Regions from separate parts of the Homo sapiens genome. Here region 1 is linked to region 2. A link is an interaction called in ENCODE POLR2A ChIA-PET data of the cell type or tissue named here. Cell type or tissue: MCF 10A. All regions are shown on one strand. Each heading gives the region's core, and the rest is flanking DNA. Links, peaks and the distances in the headings are about the cores only. Region 1 overlaps RTL9 (retrotransposon Gag like 9). Region 2 has its middle 110 kb from the start of ACSL4.

Region 1 (11,071 bases), core at 3,527-7,526, 550 kb after region 2:
ATTTATTTTATTAATTTATGCAGAATATTCAGAATTAGTTGACCAAAGATCCTTCGTTAACACTTGGCTGTTTTTTTGTAAAATGTTGTTTAGGAAACCTTCATTGGTTTACACCTGAAATGCCACAATATTTTATCAATAGATGAGGTTGCTTGCAACAGTGGAAACAGCACTGCACTGGGAGTCAAAACATCTGGGATTTTGTTCTGTCTCTGCCACTTAGGTCTGCCACAAGTTGGCTTGCTCCCATGAAAAAGATGGGTATGATTGAAATTTATCATCCCTTTGCAAATGGTAGCAGCCAGTAGCTCCACCCAAAATAAGTAAATAAAATCTCACACAATCAATTTTTTTAAATCTAATTTACCATACCCTTAAGGTTATTCAATCTTTTTGTTTTTTTTTTCTCATGTTACCTTGTGTAACAGGTATTCAACCTTCAAAGCCAGAAATATGAGAAGCCTTATGCTGAGAGTTTGATAGAAAGGAAGGGAGGAAGGGAGAAAGTAGAAAGGGAGAAAAGGAAGAAGAGAGGAAGGGATGAAAGGAGGAAAGGCGGGGCAGGGAGGAAAGGAAGAACAGCAGAAAGAAGGAAGGAAGGAAAAATAAGAAGTCAGACAGTCAGGTCATTGCAGACCATGATTCCATCTGAAAAGAAAAGGCTGAGAAGCATAGACACATCCTGTGTTTATTTGATTCCTGGCTCTAGGAGAAAGTTTTATTTCACCAAGGACAGAGTCAGCTCGCTTGTTTACCACAGAGTATTGGAAGTGTGTGAAGTGTGTTTGTCCCCCAATTAACCATTAGTTGTTTTTTTTTCACTTGAACAAGATACAAACTTGACCCAATGGAGAAACATTGCAAGTTGTATGTGGGAGGATGCCATAAAATATCTACATTGATATTTAAATAAAATACCTGCCTACATTAAACGATCTTTGAAAAGAAACTGATGGGATTCAAGGCTGAATTATATTTACTGAATTCCTACAAGGTACATAAATATATGCAACATGGAGTCCCTTGTAGATCCATGATGAAATCATATTTCTTTTAAACACAAGGGTCAATTCAAGTTAAAAAATAAAATAAATGTTTACAAGCTTTCTGCCTTTTTTAAATTTCAAAGTGAAAATAATATTTAATTGCATTTAAATATATACATATATTTTAATAACTCTGATTACCTATTTGATTGCATAAAAGAATGACGAGAACATCAACACTGCTTTTAGCCACAATATTTGAGAAGTAGCAGCCAGAAGTGTTTTTTTAAATATTTTATCTTGAAATCAGATCTCATGTACCTAGGTGAACTGAATATGCCCAGAGGATATCAGGGGACTCTCCACTACTGTAGATCCAAAAAACAGAGGGCTAAATAGAAATTCCACTTGCTGTCATCCAGCAAAATAGAGATGGCTTTGCTGAGTCCTTAGATCATGTTTAGTTTCAGGAGGGGTTGAGCTGTAATGACTAAATTATCTGGTCACTCTAACCAAGCAGCTAATTAATCCAGTCAAACAAACTTATCAGTCATGAAGGTGAAATTGTTTTTTCATCTAGAATTTGATCATAAGGGCTTTCAAGAAGGAAGCTCCTTGAGTCTCCCTTGTAAACCCTTTCTGCAGTATGCCTTTCTTTCCCACGTCTGTTGAAAATTATTTATTCTTGAACCAGCTTCAGTGGTGAACAGCAGCTGGTTGCTACCCTCTCATACCCATTTTTTGTCATCTGGAACATGGTTATTCAGCGTAGCTTCATCTTCAAAAGGTGCCTGATTTACTCTGGGATTGGGAATGGAGAGAATAATTTTGAAGCTCTTTCTCTTTGCCTGTTTCCTTCCTTCCATGACTTTGGGTTATTTTCTAGTGATCTTCAGTATTAAAAGGCATACTGACAGCTCTTTTCTCCCAGGCTGATTTTCAGCTTGTCTACTGAGCTTTTTTGGGTTTGGTTTTATGGAATGAAATCCCCTTGTTTGGTTTTCCCCACATTCACACTGAGGCTGTGAATGTCCACCAACTCAATTCTGAGCTACAATTGAGTAGTGTATTAAGAATACATGTGACTGCCACATGGGCCCTGGACTGCTGAATTCATGGTCAAATCATTGTTTTCCCAACCATCATGCTTGGGGGCACCACATCAGCCTACAGTGAACATGGATTAATAAGTGCTGATTTAGAGTAAATAGTTTTCTGGTAAGTGGTACATTGAAGATTTCTCTTCCCCTTTCTATGATTTGTATAGTAGCCACAATTTTCTATATCATTATTGCAGCTTCCCAGTACTACTTTATGTAGAAATCTTGCACATTCCTACCTCTGGCTTTTGCTCAGGCTACGACTCTATGGCAGTGGCAGAACCGTTTTAGGAATGTCTTCTGCTGTAATTTTCTCTTTGTCCCACCACTTCCACTTTAAACTTCTGGTGTATTCCCTAATCAAAGAGGCATCTAAGTTGTCTTTAGTGAGAAACCATCTATATATACAAAGCCATAACATGTGGATGAAAAGGACATACTGTCAACTCTCTTGTGCCAGACACCCAGATGTTGGCAAGTAGTACTTGGACCGAACAGCATAGTCGTTGAACAGCATCATCTTCCCCTTTTTTAATTCATCCAGATGTTTTGGCATCACAGACACATAGCCAGATTTCATCCCTGATTTTGTCAAAGGCTTAAAAAAATGTGAAAAAATAATATGCTTCTCCTCTGATGAACAATTACCAATGAACTCTGTTCAAAAGGGAAAACATAATGTTTCATTTAAAAGACCAATAATATTGAATTAAGATAAAGTTCCCATGAGAGTATATTTTACATTCTCATGAATCACGGATGAGTTTATTATGATCCATGCTTGTATGAAAGACTGACAAATAAATTCATATTGATTTGACATTTAAAATAGCATGTCTAAAAATGTACAGCATCACATTAAGTATCAAGTAATTATTCAACTATCAGCTTCAAATGTACATGGGAGAAAATGGGTCCAGAACCCAAAATGTAGTGAAAGATTTAAATGCTCAAATTTCTACCACAGGTTTTTTTTTTTTTTTTTTTTTTGAGACAAGGTCTCACTCTATCACCCAGTCTGTGTGCAATGGTGTAATCATGGCTCACTGCAGCCTCAAACTCCTGGGCTCGAGTGATCCTCCCACCTCAGCCTCCCAAGTAGTTAGGACTTACAGTCATGTGCCGTCATGCCTGGCTAATTTATTTTATTTTTATTTTTGTAGAGACAAGGCCTTGCTTTGTTGTCCAGGTTGGTCTTGAACTCCTGGCCTCAAGCAGTCCTCTCACTTCGGCCTCCCAAAGGACTAGGATTATAGGCGTGAGCCACTGTGCCCAGCCTTCTACCACAATTTTTAAAGAAGCCAATACCATACATTAATCCATTTACAAGGGCTCACGCAAGAGTGCCTTTTGAGCCTGTGTTTGACAGGAAGTTTCTATTCAGATCATTGTGCCTAGAGTATATAGAGGGGTTACAGCAAAGTGCTGTACTTTGGGTTACAGTAAAGTGACTCAATTGATGTACCAAGATATTGATCATTTACACCCTTTAGGCCTGAAAAATATACTTTTCTTTGTGTTCCATGAAACTAAAAAGGCAGGGAAGCATTAAAGAGACAGCAATAAAAAGATTTGATGGTATGTATATGTGAGTTTGAGTGTTTGAGCTGGCGTTGTGAGTTTGTGGGTGGATTAGAAAGCATATGGCTAAAGACATGTGCAACAGATGCAAGGGCCTGGGCTTTGGCCTTCCCTTTGAAACTTCTTTATGGGGACATGTGCTGCCTTGCTTCCTGGATTAAGACCACATTTGCACAATTTGCACATTGTCCCTCTTGGGCCTGCTTCCCACCGGAGACTGCATCTTCCACAAAAACAAGGCAAGAAGTAAAGAACTTAAGAGAGCTGATTGTGAAGTCCAACTACATGGGTTCAAATCCTGGTACCATCATTAATTAGCTGGGTCATTTTGGACCACTTAACTTCCAGGACCCTCATTTTCCTCATCTACACAAAGGGCTAATAACAGTATTTACCTCATAGTTGTTATGTAAAGTGCTTATCCCAGAGCCTGGCAGAGAGCAGACACTAGTTGATCATTATGATTATTGAGCAATTACTATGTACCAGGTGCTTTATTTTCATCTCTGATCCTCACAACAGCCCTACAAGGCAGATACTATTATCTTCAGTTTACAAGTGAAGAGGCTGAAGCTCAGTGAGATAAAATACACTGCTCAAGGTCACACAACCAGGAAGAGCAGAAACCAGGCTCCAAGTCCCTCTGTCCCTCACTCCTAAGGCCTGTGCTATTTGCCATATCATCATCCCACTGGTGCCTCTAAAAGTTTCTTCTTCTAGGGTTCATCCCTCTTCTCTCTTCATCCTCCTCTTGGCCTACCCTGGCCTGAGAACTGCTTGGCACAATCCTATACAGCAGGTCCTTGAATAACATTGTTTTGTTCAAAGCCATTTAGTTATCACGTTAATGGGGAAAATTTGGTTTTCCCCAGGGCCACTGTCCATGGACAGGATGGCGTCCTGACCAGGGTGGTTCCCACCTTTTGTGCTCCTTGTGCTGCCAGGATGGGCTCCGGCCACCTGTGACCCTGAACTGGAATCAGCGGGTTAGAAAATAACTGAATGAGTGAATACAAATTATTGGAAAATGAAAACTCGTAAAGTACACAATGACCATACGAATCCATGATAATAAATGACACGATAGGAAAGCGCTCAATGAGCGCTTTTGTGATTCTTCTGGAACTGCTGGGTGGCAGGAGGTGCTCCTTATGATTTTGCTTTGCAAATGTTTATTCCTTGACCTGACCCGCCATTGCTACAACCGCTGTCACTCATTGATTCACCAAAAATTAGGCAAATAATTCTCTTACTTGTTTTTATTAATCTTTCCTAAATGTATGTGTAGCTCACACTTATTGTTAATGTTTAATTAACTTATTAATGTTTAATATTAGAAGTGTTTGGGTGGTTTTTGTTTGTTTGTTTTTTTGTTTGTTTTTGAGACAGGGTCTCACTCCTCTCGCCCAGGCTGGAGTGCAGTGGCGCAATCACGGCTCACTGCAGCCTCAACCTCCCAGGATTCAGGTGATCCTCCCACCTCAGCCTCCTGAGTAGCTGTGACTACAGACGTGTGCCACCATGCCTGGCTAAATTTTTGTATTTTTAGTAGAGACAGGGTTTCACCATGTTGCCCAGGCTGGTATTTGGATCTTTATTTAGAAGTTTGGTGATATTTTTGTGACCAGAAATATGCTGTGGGTACTTAACTCTTGTTTATATCAATTAGCCTACAGTAAAATTAGTTTTGTTATTCGTTGTTTCACTTAAAGTCCAGTTCCCAAGAACCTGTCAAGGACGTTCAGTGAGGACTTACTGTACTCAGAGACAGCAGAGAGCAAAGGGCAAGAAGGCTGGTTGGAGGACGAGGAGGCCTAGAGCCCCTTGCCTGCTTTTGCACATGCATCTGCTCCTGGTGGATGACTCACTTAACCTCTCCGTGCTTCTGCCTCTTCAACTGGAAAATGGAATCTGTAAGTTGCAGCACTAGCTTCTGTGACATTCTACTAGGCCTCCAGGAAGAGGAGGCCATCCCTCTATATGTCCAGTCAGCATATGGGGAACAGTGGGGCTGTGTGTGACTCACCCTGTGGTGTGCCAGCCTCAGGCTTATACTAGCCTAGGCTTATACTCCCAGATCCTGAGCTAGCAGCTGGAGCTTTGGGATCTGGAACTGTTACAGGGCCAAAGAACCTGCTTAGCTTCAGGGCTGCTTCTAGATAAACTGCCAGGATGTGGGCAAAGCATTTGTCATGGAAGGTGGGGAGTGTATGTAGGTTGTTTCAGGGGCTGCTTTGTGGGAAGCCAAACCTTTTGGCAATGGGCTCAGAACTGGCTTTCCTTTTTGGGTGTCCTCTAAATTCCGAGGGTGCCCCCACACCAGAGGGTCTCCACTTCTGCCATCCCTAACCTAGTGGGGAGATGAATCTGATCTTTTGTCTCAAAGCCCACATTAAAGAGGACCATTGCATGCTTCATCACCAGGCTGTGACTCCCAGACCTCAACTCATGTCTTTTTCCCTCTTCACCAGGGCAGAGGCTAGACTGTTTCCTCTCCTCTCCCTGAACAATAGCAGTGCCCAGATTTTGGAGGGCATACCGCCTACCTGGCACTGTGCTAAGTACTTTGCCTGCATTTCCTTGGTAATCCTCATGTAATCCTACAAGGGAAGTACCATTTTGTCACGATTTAACAGAAGAGGATACAAAAGCTCAGAGCCTGGAGGTGACTTGCTCAAAGTCACATTGATAGTAAGTGGTAAAGCCGGGACTGAAATACAGGTCTAACTTTTGAGACAACCTTTTTTCTTTTTCTTTTTTTTCTATTTCAATTACATAATCCTAATCCTGTGCGTGTTTGAAGGGGAGAGACAGGGGAGGGAGTGAGATGGCAATTTGCTTGTGACCTAAGGAGGCCCTGAAATCTCCTGGGAATGAGGATGGGGGACCTACATGAGTTGCCCAGGGCACTGGTAATGCAGCCCACACCAGCAGTCAGTGATCTCCAACATGGAGGGCTCCAGGCCTGCCTAGCTGCTGGCTGCTACTGGAGGCCAGAAAAAGACAGCTCCAGTGTCCTTCTAGGCTGGGGGTGGTTCTTGCCTCCAGGGCTTATGGAAGAACTTATCAGACAAAACTCTGCCCTTTCAAGCAGAAAAGTACTTTACAAAGAACATAGAGAGGTGAAGTGGGTACTTTTCAATTTTTGCCTGATTATCTAATATCTAAATGCTTTTTCTTCACTTTGGAATCCTGACCTGACCTGTTTTGTGCCCTGTCCACCCACCACCACTGAGTCAAAGCTCAGGGCCTGGCATCCAGTATTAGTCATACCTATTTGTTGCCCGAATGAATGGGGCTGAACCCTGGTCTGACTCTAAAATACATGCTTGAAAAAAATTATTATGGAAATTTTCAAACACATACACAAAAGTAAAAAATATAGTATAATGAACCCCCAAGTATCCATCACCCAGATTCAACATCTATCATGATTTTCCATGTTAGCTTTACCTATCTCTCTTTCTTTTTCCCTCTTATGCTTTACCCCACATGTTTCATTATGCAACTCAAAAATAGGGATATTTTTATATACAATGACGAAATTATTATCCCCCCCATCGCCAAACTAACAATAATTCCCTTCAAACCATGCTCTTGAGCACTACACTGGAGTTCCTCCATTCTACTTTCTTTCCCAGTCCCCAACAGGAAGCATTTCTCAGGCATCTGCTCTTGCACCTCCTCAGAGCTGGAATTACAGTTTGATGTGTATTGGGTACTCACAATGTGCCCTTTTAGGTAAGCAGGGGGCCAGATTCCCCTCTCCCTGTTTTACAAAGAAGAATGGCGACACACAGCTATTAAGTGCCTTGTACAAGGTCACACAGTCAATTAGTGGCTGATAAATGGGACTCAAGCACTGTGGCTGGGTCTATACAGCCCCAAATACAGTTTGCAAGGAAATTAAATGAAGGGACTCGTGTCCTGGGGACAGTACCGTGTGTTTTCTGTTGCTGTTGAAGTCATTGCACTTAGCCCATCAGGACAGCCTGATTGATGGGATCAGTTGGACTCCTATGTTTGTTTTCCTCATCTGACTGGATTGCAACAATCACCTACAGGCAGGCTGGCCACACCCGTGAGTTTTTCTCTTCTTTTTTTCCATGTTCCTGGAGCTGACTCCGGAGCCCACATTTCTCCTGTCTTTCTAGGCTTGGACTTGCTCTCTGCCAAAGCAGATGACTCCCAGAGCAGCCACAGTCTGGGACAGGGCAAATGTGAGAAGCAGAAGGACTAGCTTAACTGCTTTTCTGTTCCTGCCTCCTTCTTGTTCCAAAGACTTACTCTTAGATGCTTGGCTCTCCTGAGCTTGATCTCCATGTCTAATTCTCTAGACCTCTTCCACTCCCCTGATATCCCACCCACATTTTCCAAGTAAGTCTCTCAGAGCCTTGTATTCCAAAATACAAACTGGCTAGTGGAAAGAAGGAATCATTGCTGTTGGCTAGTGGATGACTGATCAGTCTGAGTCCAACCAGGAAAATAGAAATCACTGAGTATTTATTTAAGGGAAAAGGGATTCAGTGCAGGGAATTGATCACACAGGTGATGGAAAAGCTGTGATGCCAAGCAGAGGACAATGAAGCAACCTAGAGATTAGTCACAGCAGGGAGCTGCTACCATTCCTTGGCTAGAACCTCAGGGCTGGGACACTTAGTAGAAACTTGAGCCACAGTAACCTGGTCAGCAGTGCCAGAGCCACAAAGAGACACAGTCACTGCTGGGGACACCACATGAAGCAGAGGGGGAGGGAGAGAAATACCCTGGTTTCTCTCTCCCTTTTGCTTTCTAATATCCTAACAGTGCCTTCCATTGGCCAAACCCATCAGAGCCTGGGGAACAGCCTGCAAAGGCCAACCTGCCCCATCAGCTTCCCTGCTACAAGAGCAGAGATGTGAAAAGGAAGTAATGGACTTGGGGGGGCAAACAGGCCTGGGGACAGCACAGATCTCCTCCTCCCTGCCACCCCCAACTAACTTATTTGGATATGTCAGGGTCTATTTGGAAACAGTGCATTTACTCAACAAAATGATTCTAAAGCTGACAAGAAAGACCCTTAAGGAAAAGGGTGTGGGTGGAGCACGAACCCGCTTCCTTGACTACCTGCAAGTCTTAGCATCCAGATTCTAGCCCAGTCCTCTTATTTCACTTCCTCCTGCATGCTCCATCCCTCCTCCTCCCACGCATAGGCTGACTCCAACAAAGGCAGGCCGGCCATTTTGCTTTCTGGCAATGTGTGATGCATTCATTGGCTCCCAGGACTGTGTAAACCCAACCTTCTTGCCTGCAGGGTTTCAGCTTGGCAGCCAGGCTCTGAACTGCAGTGCTGTCAGGCAGGTGAACCCGCTGGCACCACAATCCAGAAAACATATCTCCTGATTCCTCAGGTGTTCTACACGTTTGAATGTGTAGATGAAGGGAGATGGCTGGGAGGGGGAAAAGAAAGACATCAAACTATTTATGTGCTTTCCCACACCTTATTTCATTTACTCTCCACAACTCCTCAAGGCAGATGCCCTTCTTCCCATTAAAAAATAAATTTTTAAATCTTAGAATACTTTTAGATTTACAGGACAGTTGAAAAGAGAGTACAGAGAATCCCTATGCATCCTTCACTCAGTTTCTCCTGATGTTAACATCTTACAAAATCATCTTTTGTCTGTTTTTACAAATGATGAAACTGGGGCTCAGAGAGGTTAGTGACTTGCCCAAGGTCATAGAACTAGGACACAGCAGAAGAAACAGGCATAAATCCAGTTAGATCTTAACTGTATCACACCACCAAGTTGAATTATTTGTTTCCGACTCATTATATTGGAAGTCACTCTCTGAACCTTGAACCCTTCACTTCACCTCATAGTTGGGTTGTAAACATTATCAGAGAGGATTTCTTCCATAGATCCATAGTATGTTAACACTAAAAGATACATCTAAGACCATTTAATCTAGGGAAGGCAAATAAGTTTCATTTCATTTGCCGACTTTAATTGAGCAGTAGAGGCTGTTTGGAATTCCGTGCTGAGAATGATTCTAAATCTATGTTTTTGCTCATTAGGAAAAAAATGCTATGACTGATTATTGATACCTGCCATATATGTTGACTAGGAGAGTGGTGGAACTCATGTTACCTATTAGCCGTTTCTCAGTGAATGTCTCTGCCTCATTAGTGGTACAGCTAAGAACAGAACTCAGGCTCCTGACTCATGGTCTCTTGTTCTTTCTGGTTTACAATGGACTCACAATAACAACAATAATATAATACAGTGTATCACATAATGAGTGTCTACTCACTGCCAGGCACTCTCCTAAGCACATTCCACTTTCTGTACCTTACTTTTAATTCTCAGAACAACCCTTCAAGGTAGGCACATTCAACCCCAAACTTAGAAATGCAGAAGCCTAGGCTCAGTGAATTTTAAAAACTTACCTAAGGTCCACAGTGAGCAAGTGGTAAAACTGGAATTTAAACCTACGCTGGTCTGGCTCCAAAGCCTAAACCCTGTGGTCTCACTTCCTGCAAACACAATGTTGAATTTGCGCTCACAGCAGGTGGAGATGACCCTGGTCCCACTGCTTTGATTAAGACTAAACTGGAGTGAAAAAATCATTTTTGTTCTTACTAATTTTCTTAAAAAGATTTGTTCACAGTTCCTTACTTAGATGGAACTGATTTTTTCGGGCTGTCTCATATTAGATGTGATACAAATTGACATGTTAGGAGAGCTGATGTGAAAGGCGACCTGGTTCACTTACAAATAAATGATTAATATAATCTCATTGTGCGGCTAGCCTGCATTACTGATTCTCTCACTTGGGAGGCTCAGAAAAACAACAGGTCAGACAATAAAACCCATGCTAGCATAAGACTATAGTGTGGGATGACCATGGATGAGTCAGGGAGAATAAGAAGATAATTAACTAAGAGGGAGTTCTATGGAGTTCGAAGATAATTAAAAAATGTTCCTTCTCTATCCTAAGAATATCTGACATTATTAGCGAAGGCAATGAATAAGATAAGGGGAAGAGGTGAGTTAATTAGAATTATGAGATACAACATTTTAAAGAAATTGACAGGGATCACATTTCAACGGAAAGACATTCAATTCAACCGACTTCATTATAGCAATTCAACATTGATTAGGGACATGTTATGTGTGTGGCTGTGCTCTGTGTGCTTAGAGGACTACTGAGATGCTGTAATCTTCCTCCCTGACATTCTACTGAATAGATACCCAAGTTTTGGCAGCGCAGTAAATAATCTCTTACACACACATTTGGGTGCAATTTCTAAAATTGTTTCTGCAAAATAGTATTATGTGCCACTGAGTAGATATCTTGTATGCCAGATATTACTGTTCCTGCCAGGCTAAATGTTCAAACAACATGGAAGCCTCAGTGATA
Region 2 (11,071 bases), core at 2,692-6,691:
CATAGCAGATGCAGTTTGTTCTGTGCAGTGGATTTTTGGTTGGTTTTTGTTTTTGAATTTAATATATTTAGGCATGGAATACACACTCCACCTACTGTAGGCACCATTGCTCTCTTCTGTTTTCAGTGCTCAGCTTTTCCGCTTAGCCCCTGAAGGCCTTTATGTTTGAGACCTCTGCCCTAGTACCTCTACCCAGAGCCTTCATCAGGGACCAGCTACCCTGTAGGATCGCTTGACTCTTCTATTTGAAATCATCACTCCAAAGGCCTGCACTCACCTTTGCATTGACCCTTCCTTTTCATTCTCATCTCTTGCCATTTCTGAGCTCATGCTGTATGCTTTGGCCTTGCCAGACTTCATTCAGTCCTTCAAATAAACCATGTTCTCTCTTACCTTCTGTCATTAGCACCTGCTGTTCCCTCGGGTTGAAATATTCTTAACCTCACTTCACTAGGCTAATTCTTCATCATCTTTCAGGTGACTTAGATGTCACTTCATCTAGGAACCTTTTCCTGATACTTTAAATAAATATTAAAAGCTCTACTGGCCGGGTGCAGTGGCTCACCCCTCTAATCTCAGCACTTTGGGAGGCTGAGATGGGCGGATCACGAAGTCAAGAGATCAAGACCATCCTGACCAACATAGTGAAACCCCGTCTCTACTAAAAATACAAAAATTAGCTGGGTGTGGTGGCGCACCCCTGTAGTCCCAGCTACTTGGGAGGCTGAGGAAGGAGAATCGCTTGAACCCGGGAGTAGGAGGTTGCAGTGAGCCAAGATCACACCACTGCACTCCAGCCTGGTGACAGAGCAAGATTCCGTTAAAAAAAAAAAAAGGAAAAGAAAAAGAAAAAGAAAAAGAAAGATGGAAAGAAGGAAAGAAAGAAAAGAAAAAAGCTCTTCTTCTGACCTACACTTCACTTGTGGAGACTAGTTTCTCACCGATCCCATTTCTTTCCTGGACAAAGAGGAAGATTATATTTCCCAGCATCCCTTGCCATTAGATTGGCTTCTGGTCACTTTCAATTTCAAGTCTGGCCATAAATCATGCTGCATGATACTCTGTGAGCTATCTTTCCTTGTTGACCTACAGAATACAGAGGCTCCATTTGAGGACTCTGAGGAGGTCTATGATGGTGGAGCCATGAGACAAAAATGGCCTTGTTCCTGAGTCACTGCTTGGAAGAGAGCATCCCAGGAGAGCTGCTTGACCTGCATTGGCATGTGACATGAATGATAAACTTCTATTGTGTTGAACTAGTGAGATGTGAGGGTTGTTTGTTACAGAAGTCAGAATGAACTACCTTGACTAATGTATCTTCCTATGTCATAGTACTTAATGAGATTGACTATATTTGCCTGTTTATTTGGCTTTACTAGTCAGTTGAATATAGGCTCCACCAGGGCAGGAAGTTTTAGGGGTTTGTTCCCTACTTCACCTCCAGCATCTAGAGTACCTGGCACTTATTAATGGCTCAATTAATATTTACTGAACAAATAAATGCATGAGCATTTATTTCCTTTTAAAACCCACCATGAGTCCAGGCGTGGTGGCTCACGCCTGTAATCCCAGCACTTTGGGAGGCCAAGGTGGGCAGATCATTTGAGGTTGGGAGTTCGAGACCAACCTGGCCAATGTGAAACCCAGTCTCTACTAAAAATACAAAAATTAGCCGGGCATAGTGGCTCACGCCTGTAATACCCGCCACTCGGGAGGCTGAGGCACAAGAATCGCTTGAACCTGGGAGGCGGAGGTTGCAGTGAGCCAAGATCGTTCCACTACACTCCAGCCTCGGTGACAGAGCGAGACTCTGTCTCAAAAAAAAAAAAAAAAAAAAAACACCGTGAAAGAATAGAAAGCCATGCTACGCCATCAGGGCCATACCACTTAATGCTGCCCGAGGGAGTAGCTGCCTTGGAAACTGCCAAACCACCAAGTATGCATTCTGGATCACAGCTCTGGAACTGACCTTACAAGGCTAATCCTATCAGGTCTTACATCTCTGTTCACCTCAGCCATTGCTACCACCCCACCCAAACTTCTTGCCAAGGTCACTTAAGACCTCCATGTTACCAAAACCAATAGTGTTCCTTTTGTCCTCATCTAAATTGATATTCCACCAGTATTCAACACAGTTGACTACTCTCTCCTCCAACAGTCTCTTCTCTCAGCTTCTGTGACAATACATATTTTTCTTAATTCTCCAGTATCTTTGACTACTCCTCTTCAGTCCATTTTGAAGATGCTTCTCTATCCAATGGACTCCTCCTGTATCCAATATCTAAATTTTTGAGTGGCCCAGCACTAGTTTCTAGGGCTTCCTCTCTTCCCTATCTGCACTCTCACTGAGTGATCTCCTCTACTCCCATGGGATTAAATATCATCTATATGTTGACTTCATCCATATTTATATCCCCAACTCCAAACTCTCCTTTATATGGTAGGCTCACATAACCAACTAGCTAGACATCTACTTGGATATCTCAAAGGCATCTTAGACTTAACCTGCCCCAAAATAGAACTCTTTATTCGTACCATCTTCCCTACCTCCCATTCCCCAAATATAATTTCCTTTCCCAGTCTTTCCTATCTCATCAAAAGGAACAACCATCTACCAGGCTATTGAAGCCAGAAACAGCAAATTGTTTTGGATTCTGCTATCTCTCTCATCTCCAACATCTAATCAGCAAGTTCCATAGTTTCTAGCTCCTCTGCCAAAAATCTCATACATGTCCACTCTTTTTAAATTTTCATTGCCAATACCCTACTGTAAGCCACCATCACTTCTTGCCTATACTACTGTAATGAATGCTTAACTGATTACCCAGTTTATGCTCTCCCCTTCCCTGCAGTCTATTCTGCACACATTAGCCAGATTAAGCTTTTAAAAGAGTTTCCCTTGCATTTTAAATGAAGCCCATGCTCCTTTCTATGGACTACAAAGCTGTAAATAACCTGGACTTTGTCTACTTCTTCCATCTCCTCTGTAGCCACTTTCCTCCAATACTACTAGTTATATGTCTACTTTCAGGTCTGTGAGCAAGGTAAGCTCTTTCCTGTCTCAGGCTCCTTACACATGCTGATTTTTCTGCATGCTGCCTGGAATTTACTTTATTTCCCCTACTCCTTGCTTCTCTTCACCAGACTAATTTTTTAGCAAAAACCTCTCCATATGCAAAACTTCCTTCCCTGACTGCAATTTTTAAGTATGCTCCCCTGTCATCCTATGCAACTTCTCTCCTGTGTTTTCTTCATACATCTATCATAACTTGAAAAGATATGTTTATTGGCTATTTTCTTGTTGATTATCTGTCTCCCCCATTGTACTTTAAACTCTATAGGGGCATAGACAACATCTATTTTATTCTATTAATGATAATTGCATTACATAGTACCTAGCACAGTGCTTGGCATATATAGTTCCTTAGAAATATGTATTGAATGAAATAGCAAGCATGCAACAGTGTACCTAGTTGGTGTGATTTGAAGAGGATGGCGAGGTTGTCCCTAATCCCATTCTAAAAAGCTCTCTCTCCACATCCCATTCAACTTACAGCACTATGTGAAACTCTCATTTGAATCAATCCTTTCATAAGGCATCAGTTGGGAAACTACAGCCCACGGACCAAATCTAGACCGCCTCCTGTTTTTTTGTGTTGTTTTGTTTTGTTTTGTTTGTATGTCCAAGCTAAGAATTTTTTTACATTTTTACATGGTTGAAAAAAAAACAAGAGATGAATAATATTTTGTGACATGAAAACATGATATTCGGTTTATTTCTTTATTGGAACAGAGCTACTCCAATTTGTTTATGAATTGTCTATTGCTGATGTCAGACTGCAACAGCTGAGTTAAATAGTTGCAACAAAGACAGTATGGCCTGCAAAGCCTAAAATATTTACTATTTGGCCTTTTACAGAAAAAGTGTGCCAATACATGGGCTAACATATTGTAGGATCCTTTGAAAATGCATAAATTGCCTGAGAAAAGTAGCAAAGCGAGATATTATCTATCTGCCATCATCACTCAAACCTGGATTTGATTATTTGACCTGTTTTAGTCATTCAAAAGAGGATTGAGAAAAATAGTATAGATCAAGAGAAATTTTATAAGAGAAAGAGAGAAAGGCATGCCTTAAGCAAGTATCCCTGACCACCTCTGGGGAGAAGAGCCACATTTAAGTTGTCCTACACTTTGAAGTCATGAGGAGAGGCTAGGGAAAGGGGACTGTGGTATTTATGAGGAACCTGGTGAATGAACAGTATGAAGAACAGCGGGTGGGAGGAGGTCTGCCTCCAGGGGAAAAGAAACGAGCGGCTTCCTGCCCATATCTCCTCCTACGGGCTGACGCTGAAATTGCCTGGGAGTTACAGAGAAGACAGCCCAGTAGAGGCCTAAGGCCCCGCTATGGAGTGGGTCAGGCTTCCCGTTCATGGTTTCCACTGTGATGAACTTTGGAAATGCTTGGCAATACTTGGGCTGGGAAGCTGCCCACCTGAGAGGGGGTGCTGAATTGAAAGTTGTTTGGAGAAGCACCGAGCATCATGAAAGCCCTGTGTCCCTGGAGGACGGGGGAAGGGGAAAGTAGAACTTAATTCACTATTCTGCTCTTTGTTCTCCTTTGTACAAGTCCTCCAGATTTAGGTTTGCAGTTGCCAAGATCTATCAAGTCCCATGGCTTCGAAGTCCTCTGTGACTGCCCTAAACTGAAAACTGGATGATTGGGATTTCCGCCCTCTCCAAACTCTTTTCCTCCGCCAAGGGGATGCCATGCCCTGGGCCTGTGAGGGTTTTTCCCAGGAGAGCTGACTGGTGTGCTCTTTTAGCTGTCTGCTTACCTCCCCAGCAATTGCCTTGTACACCCCCACACAGACAAAACTCTCTTTCCCTCCCCCATCAGGCAAATTATTCCTGCTCCTCAGTGTGAGTCACTACACAGTAAGAGCTACCACAAGCCAGATTACTGCGTCAGCAGCCTCAACATGCTGTTTTTTTTTTTTTAAATGGATGGGGAAATAGGAGGGAGAGAAGAAGTGGGGAACGGAACAAAGTGAGCAAACCACAAACCAAAGGGATAGCTCTGGTCTTCTACTTCCTACTGGCATGGAGCGGCTTTTGATGTGTTAGGCAGCCTTCCATTTGCTACTGACTTTTGTCTCCCTTGCTCTTTATGTTCTATTTGTTCCCTTGTAGATTAAGGAGTTTATTTTTGGCTATGGTGTTAGGGCCCCAAGGGGACCCCCAGAGCCATCACAAAGGGGATTTAGGGCAGGAGCCTGGTGAACATTCTCATGGACATAGGTGTAGTCTAGTCCTACAAAGTTGAAGACACTGTTGGAACAATAAACATAGCATTGAGATCCAAGGACAATATAGGGAATTCATGACAGTAACAGAATAGGGCAGAGTGGAAGAGCCCTTAACCCTGGTAATAATAATAATATTAGTAAATTATTATTAAAACACTGTTTTGAGACACATGCATGTATACACACACATATATAAGGTGTTTAATATAAACCTCACAACAATACAATGAGGTAGGTAGTGATATTAATGCCACATCCAAGATGAGAAAACCAAGAGCTCTCAGGTAAAGCAATTGCCCCAAAGTCTCTAGGTTACTAAGACAGAGAGTCAGAATTTGAGTCTAGGAATGTGGCACTGGAGCCCATGCCCTTAGTCACTATACCGCCACTCAGACAAAGAATTAGTGCTTAAACATTAGTGGCCGTTATGACTTTAGATGTGAGAGAATCGTTCGATCAATCTTTTCCTTCCACAGCAGACATTCTGACATGTAGCTCTCAGTGGAAGTGGGGAAAGATAGAAGGAAGTAAAAATATGAGATGTTGTTCATTTCCACCTGTCCCTTGCCCTGTTGCTTACATTTAGGCTTGTACTTAGCATTGGCTGGGATTGGCAGAGTTCAGTCTGCCAAAATTCTTGGAGGCTGGTACTACAGCTTTCAAAAGCTCCTTGGAAAAAAAATGCTATCTGTGGCTTGGATTTTAAAGAATAAAAATGAAAAAAAGGTCTTTGAGTGAAAGCTTCAAGCCCTCTGTGATCCTTTGTGTCTGTATCAGGGATTTGCTGCTCACAGGCTCCTTGCCTCCCACCATTCTTTCTCACTTAGTAGGGTATTATAGGACTATTCATACTCTTAAGGGACAGTATACAAATTTTGAACTTAAAGAAAAGTTTTTGGTAAGAGACAGTGAAGGAAGCAGTGACTCACAAATGGAAATTTTCAACCAGTCAGAACATTCTGTCTGATGCATTTGACCAATGATATGGTATGGAAAGAGTCTGCTATCATCCCCATCTTCAAAATCAAAAGCTGCCTGGGCTAGCTATCATGCTTTCCACTGAAACAAAGTTCACCAACAGAAATTTTCTGGTATTGGCTACTGGACAAAATTGCAGCCATGTGTGCCCAGAATCACACTGTAGATTTAGGCTATAATGAAGGACCTTTGCTTTACCAGCATAATACAGGAACTGTACTCAATATGCAGTGACAGGACAGTTCCTGGAACATAGCCAGTCTACTTGCAGTGAAACAATAATCATTCAAACACAGCCTCTCAAGGATGGAAAATGGATAACTGTCCCATATTCAAACAGCTGTAATATGATAGATTAAAGTGGGCTAACCACAAGCTGGGTGAACAGAAATTTTTTTTTTTTTTTAGTATCACTCTGTTGCACAAGCTGGAGTGCAGCGGCACGATCTCGGCTCACTACAACCTCCAACTCCCGGGTTCAAGCAATTCTCATGCCTCAGCCTCCGGAGTAGCTGGGACTACAGGCACGTGCCACCATGCCCGGCTAATTTTTGTATTTTTAGTGGAGATGGGGTTTCACTATGTTGGCCAGGCCGGTCTTGAACTCCTGACCACTTGATCCGCCTGCCTGGGCCTCCCAAAGTTCTGAGATTACAGACGTGACCCACTGCACTGGCCAGAAAAATTCTATATATGTGTTGAGTCATGACTTCAAAACACAGACTGCAGTTGCTGGGGAAAATTGCAACAGACAGAAAGAATACAAGGTGTGCCATACAACGGACAGAAAGAATACAAGGACTAGGGCTGCTCATTCTAAGAAAGAGCATTAAAAGGCCTGGATACTCTCAAAGAGCTTTCAGCTGAACCTGTAGATCAAAGGACAACCTTTATATATGGAGAATGGGTGATATTAATGGTCATGGGCAGAGATCTACATATATAGTTATATACAGATATATGTTGCAACTCAAGACCAATCAGCAATTACCATAAAGAATATTAACATTTAACACATAGAGCAATACAATTAAATTGAAATGCTGATGACCACCAACTATAGATCTTCCTAACTTCAACATAGCAGAGACAGATGGAAATGTTATAAACCAGCTATAATTTTCCTTTCTTTTTCTTTTTTTTTTTAGACGGAGTCTTGCTCTGTAACCCAGGCTGGAGTGCAGTGGCACAGTCTTGGCGGCTCACTGCAGCCTCCGCCTCCTGGGTTCAAGCGATTCTCCTGCCTCAGCCTCCTGAGTAGCTGGGACTACAGGCACTTGACACCACGCCTAGCTCATCTTTTTTTATTTTTATTTTTAGTGGAGACGGAGTTTCACCATGTTAGCCAGGATGGTCTCGATCTCCTGACCTCGTGATCTGCCCGCCTCAGCCCCCCAAAGTGCTGGGATTACAGGCGTGAGCCACCATGCCTGGCTAATTTTCATTTTTTAAAGAAAGTCTTGTGACCAGCTTTAAAAGGAATGGAAGGAGGTAAGAAGAAAAGATAGGAGCTAAGAATGGTGAAGCAGGGTTCTACTAGAATGAAAGTTTGAAGGGAAAAGCTAATGTTATTCTTTAAAATCTGCATCTGCCTAAAATTTTTGGCAAAAAGTTTTACAAGGTTGTTATGCCAACTACCTGGTCAGCTGCCCTACCTGTCCAGTCTTGTGCACCAGAGGTTCTTAACCTGGGGCTTTGGCGGATCCTTGAGGTTACATGCAGAACTCTGTGGGGGTTTCTTTGTGTTGATGAATGTGTGCACATTTTTCTATAGAGAGAAATTGTTCACCTTTTTGATATTAGCTGGGTTATCATGATACTACTTCTTATTTTTGCCTTTAGCTATAACATATTTTCCGTCAGTGCAATTAAGATATATGTTTCTGGCCAGAATAGTGCCTATAAAAACAATTGAAAAAAAACATAGAAGATGTAAACTTAACACTCTCTAGAATATTAGGCTGATACCTGGATCCTGTGGCTCAGTAAGAATAATTTGTCTCACTGTATGATTCCATATCATATCTAGTTAGGGAAGAAAGAAGATGAACCTACACCTAAAAATCACCTACTATGTGCTGGGCACTATCATTCATCTATTAATTCAACAAGTGTTTATTGAATGTCTACTATGTTTACATACATTATTATGTTTTCTAAGATCCAAACAATCAGTATTATTTCCCACATTTTATGGATGAAGAAATGAACATTCAGAGAGGTTCAGAGTGAGAGTAATTAATTGCCAAAGTTCAAACAGGAAATGTTAGAATGGAGTTTTGAACTTTGGCCTTGCCTGACTCAAAGCATGAGTTACTATCCTTAACTCCATTTTACAAGTAAAAAGACTGAGGCCTGGGGAAGCAAAATAGGTGACGCAAAGTCACAAGTAACAAGGTGGTGGGAAGTACCTTGGGCTGCCCCAGGCTTCTGTTCTCTGGGTAAGACCTTCTGAGGAGCCAGCACTCACAGCCTGTATTTGAGGCTCTTCCAAGCACCCTGGCACTGCTCAGATTGCCTTTTCCAGAGCAGACATGCCTCTATGCACTTGTTTCCAGGGGAACTGAAACTATTAGATTACAGGCTTCTCTGGCTAAAGTGACAAATGGCTCCTCCAACCAGCCAGCTGCCTTACTGAATCTTCCAAGACAGACTTTCCTAACAGAACAAATGCAAAAAAAAAGTCAGCTATTTGTGACATTATTGTTCGACTTCACATTTTGGCCTACCCCCAGGTTGTGACTGAGAAGTCTGACTTTTGGCTACCTATTACTGGTTTGTAATTGATCATTCTCTCCCCTTTAGCTGCCCCGTAGAAACCTTAGTCAGTGTTTAATGTTAGTTTCTTAAATTAGGGCTGCTTTTGGTCTAAGTCATTCCTACTCACACTACATCTATTAAAGGTTATAGGCCTTGAGATCAAAGCTGTAATGAGTAGCATGATGCTCCAAGATTGTTCATGGAAAGAAAACAAGGGCAAATGCTTCAGGCTTTCCCTGAGAATATGTGAAATGTATGTTGCTTCAGAGATCAGACAGAAGTCTTAGCCCCCAACTTCTAGAGGCTAATGATGAAAGACCTGACATGACATCACATACTCTTAGGGTCGGAGTCACATGGCCACACCCACATCCACACTTCTACCGTACCCATGGTAAGAGTGGGAGCACCGATGCTCTTCTGTCCCATACATACAATGGCACTCCTAATCTGCCCAGTGCTAGTTCTCTGTTTGTGCAGTTCCCTGGAGTCTTCTGCTTCAGTTATCCAAACAAAATTTCGGGAGAATGAGAAAATAACTCTTGCTTTTTCACTTCTTAATATGAAATGAAAATGGTGGGAGTTGTTGAACAAGACCTACAGATAGTCTGCCTAGGACCCTTTAGCTCCAGAAGAATAACCTTGGGCCTCAGGAGAGTTCTAAATCACATGGAACGAAAGAGGCAGGGGTTAGACATTTCCTGGGCTGAGGACATCATTGGTACTTTCTGGAGTTTTGGCCAGTTACAATTTCATTACATCACCATAAGAATACCCTACCTACTCTACCATAAACTTTTAGACTCTAAGATTTCTCAGAATCATCACTATATTCACAGAACCGTTGGGTATACTTCGGGCTTCCTTGGAAACCTGAACAATCCAAGTTCATCCCTTGCTAAGATGACAACCTTGAAAAACCCAGATTCATCTACTTCCAGAAGCCTATTGTACCAGAAAGTCACACTTTGGATGTGGTCAGGGCTTTTGCTTTTCCGGTGATTACAAATTCCAACCTTCTCTACCTCAGCCCTCATGGTTATGATCATTGCTCAAAGTAGCTGGTTGACAAATCCATATGCATATCATTTGACCAGGCCCTTGCTTTTAAAATTAAGTGTTTCCAAAACTCATGCGAACTGTGACCTCCAATGTGCCCGTGTCAGGAGGTGGGGCCTAGTGGGAGGTGTTTTGGTCACCAGGGAATATCTTTTATGAATAACTTGGTGGTGTTCTCTTGATAGTGAGTGAGTTTTCACTCCAATAAGACTTCATTAGTTCTCATGGAAATGAATTAGTTCCCAGGAGCATGGGTTGTAATAATGCCAGGACATTCCTTTAGTTTTATCTCTTTGCATGAGTCCACTTCCCCTTTGACTTTCCCTGAGATGGTTTGACCTACCACGCGGCCCTCATCAGAAGCTGAGCAAATGCCGGCACCATGCTTCTTGTACTTTCCAGCCTGCAGAACCTTGAGCTAAATAAACATCTTTTAAAAATAATAATAATAAAAAAAAGGTGTTTGAACAACTTTAAGGAAAGATGAAACCCAAGGTCAGTCTATACTTCTCCAGAGCTATGTTTACTGCAGAGACAGTAGGGGATGTGGTGGGGGTGGGATTAAGATATGATACCTTGAATCTTCTGGAGATTTCTTCAGCATCTCTGAGGGACTTGACTTAGTAGTAACTGGAGTATTGCATTTCATCCTGGCAGCCTCCTGAAGATTTGAATGGCAGGTAAATAGAACCAAGTTCATTGTCTAAACATCATTCTTCAACTCCATACACACTCATTATGTGTCTTCTAGGTACAAGACATTGTCTGCTGAATAAAGGTCTGCAAACATATTTGTTCTCACATTTTTTGGTAGTCTGTCTTCCTTTACTGCTATTTCTCATGATCAGGCTAGAATAGATAAATGGGATAATATCCAGGATGTGCAGGGAAAACCCAGCTCAACTTTCTGCTCAGCATGTGACTCCGAGAACATTCAATGGAACTTACCCAGGCCTCGTGGAAGA

Evidence for each region. ChIA-PET counts read pairs that join two places held together with the same protein. Peaks named below come from ENCODE experiments on the same cell type or tissue, not always from the same donor. Only the 100,000 strongest peaks of a DNase experiment are listed, where the experiment ranks them.
Region 1: POLR2A ChIA-PET joins it to region 2 with 5 read pairs; 1 of 35 experiments calls an interaction of 5 or more read pairs at or near these places.

Annotation. Positions count from the first base shown.
Region 1 is chrX:110,389,219-110,400,289 of GRCh38, forward strand. The region is part of intron 1 of RTL9 (retrotransposon Gag like 9); the gene reads left to right. It also overlaps a transcript of AMMECR1 not described here. Among named protein-coding and RNA genes, the nearest start is that of RTL9, 36 kb to the left of the region's middle. In MCF 10A, for the core only: no CTCF peak of the experiment used is centred there; a DNase peak (open chromatin) is centred at 5,663.
Region 2 is chrX:109,835,805-109,846,875 of GRCh38, forward strand. No RefSeq gene overlaps it. Among named protein-coding and RNA genes, the nearest start is that of ACSL4, 110 kb to the left of the region's middle. RefSeq lists an enhancer at 4,261-4,773. In MCF 10A, for the core only: a CTCF peak has its summit at 4,301; DNase peaks (open chromatin) are centred at 4,347 and 4,907.